2 separate regions of the Homo sapiens genome follow, and region 2 is linked to region 1. Evidence: chromatin contacts called from ENCODE Hi-C data. All regions are on one chromosome and are shown on one strand. Each heading gives the region's core, a stretch centred on a gene start or an enhancer-like site at or near the end of the contact. The rest is flanking DNA. Distances are from core to core; before and after follow the strand shown.

Region 1 (2,568 bases), core at 23-2,522:
CTGTAAATGTTCATTGAGAAGCCTCCAACCTAGCCAGGGCCTGGCCTCATTGTCCTAAGTCTTCAGATGCACTCAGCCTCCAATGGTGCTGTATTTTACCAGTTAAACACGTCTTCAAAGTTTACTACGAAACAATGTGGCTCCTAGCTTGCCAAAAGTTTAACTGCAGGATTCAGTGGATTTTATCTGGCAGAGTAGCTGCCGTGACTCTTGACAATATTTGCCAGCAAAAGGCAGTCCTCAAACCTTGCAACCAGGGCAATCCCAAGGCCCAACGTGTCACTGAAGGAGTTCTTCTGGGAAAGGTCCCTCTTTCTCTTCAATCGCCTCCCGCAAATCCCCAGCTTCCAGAATCCAATTCAAGGCAGTCTGGCATTTCAGGAGACAGCAGTAAAAAACTTTTGATGGGATAACCCAGGACATAAATATTCCTGGCTGAACCTACTTTTGATTCTTAAATATCTGAAGGAGCTTGGGTTTAAGGAAGATAAAGGGAGAGAACCAATGAATAGGGAAAAATAAAATAAGTAGCATACCATGACCAAGCCAAACCAAGCTTGATATTTCCACATTATATTGGCAAATGGATGCTTTCACATATCACTTGTTCTGTCTTTCCTGGTGACCACAAAAAAAAAAAAAAAAAAAAAAAAATCTGGCTTCAAAAATCCTAACCCCAGACCACTGCATTGTGTCAGTGGAATGCAATCTAAATTGCCAGTCAGAAAGTCCAACCTTATATGTACCAACCAACACGCACACAAGCACCTCCAAGCCAAAAGTTGTAACGCCTGAACCCGTGCGTTTATCAATTTCATCATCCCCATACCCCTGCCGGGTTCCTGGCGCTGGGTAAACCGACAGCATCATGTTGCCATCGATGCGTCTTACAAGATGGTTTTGGGCAAATCCCCTAAAGTAGGCAGAAGCAAAAACTAGGTTCCTCTGCCCGGGCACCTCCTCCTCCAGGCTGGCCCCCGGCTCCCGGGTGCCCCTTACCTGCAGGCGCTCCGTGGCCGGCTGCCACATCTTCCAGCCCTGGGTTTTGGCAGAGGAGACGCTGGCGAGACTGTCGATCGCGCCGGGGGGCGAGGGGCTGGGGTCCCGCTTTACATCTGGGGTCGGTGTCCGCGGGATGTGCGTCCTGGCGCTGGCCACCGCCGCCGGGTGGGCGTAGGGGGCTGCGAGCAGGAGGAGGCGCGGCGCTCAGCTGCCGGCAACTTGTGGGCACGGCCGCGCGCCGGCTGTCCTGGCGCAGCTGCGAGAGGACTGCGCAGCTCCGCCCGGGCCCGGCGAGCGCGCGGCGGCGGCGGGGGCGGCCGCTCCCTCCTCCCCCGCCGCCGCCGCCCGGACCTGCGCGCTCTGAGCATGCCCGGGGCGGGCGCCCAGGGGCCGCGCGGGGCGGGAGTGCAGCGCGGCCGACTCTAAATCCTAGTGAGGGGTGAATGGGGAGGCTAGAACAGCCGGCCCTTCCCTGCAGGAAGCCCCCATTGGGTTGGGGTCTGGGAAAAGGGACAGACTGGCTGAGGGGGGAAGGGCCTGGAGCCGGGGGTGGTGGGGGCAGCGGGGATGTCGGGGGTGGCGGGGGTGGGGGAAATTCCTAAAATAAGGAAACCGTAGCCCCGGGGGTCCCGGGTTTCCATATAACAGGCATCTCTGAAGTGCCTGTGCTGTGCCTGGCGCTGTGCTAGGGAGACACTTCCATTCATTCTTCCCACTCCAGTTAACTGAGCATCTATTAGGCTCCAGCCCCTATGCTGGGTTCTGAGGATGCAGCGACGCAGAATAGAAGACAAGAGAATGTTCCTTCTCTCTGGAGCTTACCTTCTGCTTTGGAGAGAGAGTCGTGACTGAGCAAACACATCAACAAGCCGGTGCTATATCGGGTGGTGATAAAACAGGGCAGATGTGGGAAGAAGGGGAGAGGAGAGCTTCTTAGACAAGGGCCCTGGGGAATGCCTGGAGTAAGACCTGAGAGATGAGAGGGATTGGCCACGAAGAGGCCATGCTTCATGATGGGGAGAGGACTCGACTCCTAACCTATACAGGGGTGAGGAGGGCCATGCAGACTCCCGAATCACTAACTCATCCTGAGATCTGCCAGGTGCAGCAGGAGGCTCTCAGAACCCAAGGGAAAGCCGCTCTGGGCTCGCAGGCCTGGAGGCTCCCCGGCTAGTGCCGGCCACCATGAGATGACTTCCTGTCCTAAACAGGCCAGCCCTTCCCATTCTCTTGACAACTCGGCAAAATAACTATTAATATTTTCACCATGTGGATCAAACAAATGAGGCTTATAAGGTTTAGGTCACTTGTCCAGGTCACACAGCCAGTGAGTGGCTTAGAGAGTGCACAGTCAGATGACTTCAGGGCAGGAGATGTGGCCCTGCGCCTCTAACTGACCATGGAAACCCAGTGGAAAGAGCATCCGTCTAGGGCTGGGGGTTAAAGGCACTTGGCAAGTCAGGGATACTAAGCTGATTCTCGAGCTGATGAAGAGTGGGAGAGGAGAACATGGTGGGAAGAACTCAGGACATAGAATGACCAAAGAGAGGAGCAGAGAGAACACAA
Region 2 (2,568 bases), core at 36-2,535, 500 kb before region 1:
GCGCCACCTTTAACTATGGTCTTCTTAGTCATGTGTAATCCAAATAGGCAGGTATTTCTGAAGGCAGACAAAGGTATTTCCTATTTCTAATATCGCTGGTAGCCAATGGTCATAGAAGTTTGAAGCAAAACATCTAAGCAAACACAACACACACATAATTATATTATGGCTCGACATCAACCACTGTCTTTTCTTCTCTATTCAAATTCTATCCTTCCTTTTTTTCCTACTTTATTTTTTTTTGGTCAGGGAAGAGAGAGGAGATGTGTGCTATTTGCTTTGTATACATGCTTTTCTTTGGCTGGTTTCATCATTGATATTTGTAGTGTTTTAAAATCATTTACACAATTTTTTTTTTCAGAGAGGAGATTCAAAATGGGAAAAAATAAAACCAAACAGCAAGGCCAAAATTTGGTTTAAATGTGCTGGCATCTGGCTAAAAAAAAAGTAGAGTTCCACCAAGTTTATTAGTATTAAAAAGAAAATATAATTTGGGGGAGTCTTTCCATTACTTCTATATGAACACATCTAAATTTAGGAAAGTGAAGTGGGCCTAGGCACTTAAAAGGAGGGCTCTTCCCATAGTGGGCTCTGAATAAAAATATTGCTGAGGGTCAGAACAACCAAGAAAAGTGGGAAGAAAAGAGTGAAATACATTTATCAGAAATGTTTATAAAATCAACAGGATGCCAATAAAGTTGTATCACCTTCAGTTTCAATGTAACCATGAGTGAAATATTCTAGACATGGCTGGTTAACATGTCTTCTTAAATGGAAAAAAATGGAGGAGTATCAATTAGGTATCAACAATATTTATTGAAGCAAATGTTACAAATTTTTCATATTTAGAGTGTATTCAGTACATTTTTAATATAGAAAGAGTGGTTATAGTCTTATAACACAGAGGTATTTGCATTTTTAATATTAAAGAGTAATTGAGATATTTAAGTTTAATGAATAAGAAACACAATTCTTCGGCAGCATTATGGTGTTAATTTTTAGATTTTTCTCCCTAAAAGCTAGAATTTAAGAAAACAACCACTTCCCTTTGAGTTATGAAACCACATTTGTAAGTTCTGTGTAAGGTGAGAGTTTTCTATTTGTCTTTGCACATAAGTTGTATCTGACTGACTCCCGTTATTAAGCTGTCCCCAGCTCACCGCACATCAGGACTACTCCCTTGCTTCAAGCCAAGCTCAGCTCATACAAAATTAGTATGTACAAGATGAGCAACATCAATCTAGTACAAAGAGGCGAAATAGAATATGAAAGCAAGGCACATGCGGAGGCATCTGCTTCAAACTGTTTGGACTCCTGGCCTTCCAGGGGTATTTGCCAGACATGTGGAAATATTAACTGAACTAAGATTTATGCCTACTCGCTCCTCTCTGTCTGCTGCACACTTCTTCCATGAAGTAAATCTGTTTTCTAACTTCAGTCTGTCTGATGACCAGGCAAGAAGACAGAAAAAAGCCTAGATAGGTTTTTAATCAAAGGGAAATATCAATCCCTCACTTGATCCAAATATAGAAACTTTGAAGAGAAAAATAAAACCCTCATATTATTTCTAGTTAAACATTATTTGTAGTCCTTTGAAGACACTGTATTTTCTTATTTGCAAAATTGGCCTACTTTAAGGGTTCTTTGTTGAGTCCCTAAAAGAACAGAATGTCTTGTTCATTTACATACAGTAAACAGATGTCTCTTCCAAGCAGCACAACATTGGGAAATAATTTTGAAACTCAATCCATTCATTGTAGCTTTGGAAATCCTGGCTAACAAGAATCCCAAAAGGATGCACTGCCAGTTGTTTATATGAGTGGATTATGTTATAAAAACATGTTTATGAGAGATCATTCATCTTTTGTTTCCTGCATACTGAGTTTCAGTTTAACTACTATTTCAGAGACAAGCGTTATGGGCTTCTATTATTTATCTATTTGTGTTGTGATAAAACTGGAATTCATAAACAGACTGGCAGTATACATGTCAAGCTTTCTTTATTGTCCTGGTTCAGCTTTACTTCGGAAGTTGAAAATAAAATCTGAAAGAGAAATACTTTCTTCCGTAGGTCATTGTTTAATCTTCATTGGTCTGGTAGAGATCATTTTCTCTGTGTCTTTATTCTGGAAATTATGGGAAAAAATCTTCCAACTGCTCTGGATTTTTTTTTCATTCTCATCAATTATCTGGGCAAGTCAGCTATGTGTTATTTGAATCCCAAATAGTACAATAATTTGTACCTTAATGCTAAAAGTCAGCAGATCCTAGAGTAGAAAGTAACAGTGGATATAAAACATTACTCTATGGAATGATTGCTAAGGTATTCATAGGTTTGTTTTGATTTATTTTGTTTTAACAACCTAGCAAACTAGGTTCACCAAAACCAAGCAAACATGAATATGCAAACTAATTGTAGAACTGAGCAAATATACAGAAACTACTTCCCTTGCTCTGGTTCTGACTTCTCATGACAGGGGAAGAAGACACATCCTAAAACAATCCTAGAATAAGATCCTTTGTGAAAGTTGGTTTTGTGCTCTCAGATGGTTTCCCAAGAAAGTCTCC

Evidence for each region. Hi-C counts contacts between places; a loop is a spot of excess contacts on that map. Pooled maps may share reads with other maps.
Region 2: a loop to region 1 is called in a map of prostate gland, with 4 times the contacts of the local background. The contact joins the enhancer-like site here to the promoter of PID1 in region 1. A Hi-C loop is called at or near these places in 1 of 168 maps with a recorded cell type or tissue (prostate gland) and 6 of 50 pooled maps.

The regions. Positions count from the first base shown.
Region 1 is chr2:229,270,015-229,272,582 of GRCh38, forward strand. It overlaps PID1 (phosphotyrosine interaction domain containing 1), which reads right to left and starts at 1,273. Exons shown (of 3, transcript NM_001100818.2): 1 at 1,000-1,273. The coding sequence starts at 1,029.
Region 2 is chr2:228,770,203-228,772,770 of GRCh38, forward strand. No RefSeq gene overlaps it. Among named protein-coding and RNA genes, the nearest start is that of LINC01807, 160 kb to the left of the region's middle. Within about 2 kb of position 1,286, at least 6 of the 41 ENCODE cell types and tissues checked have a DNase peak (open chromatin) inside an H3K27ac peak, as active enhancers do.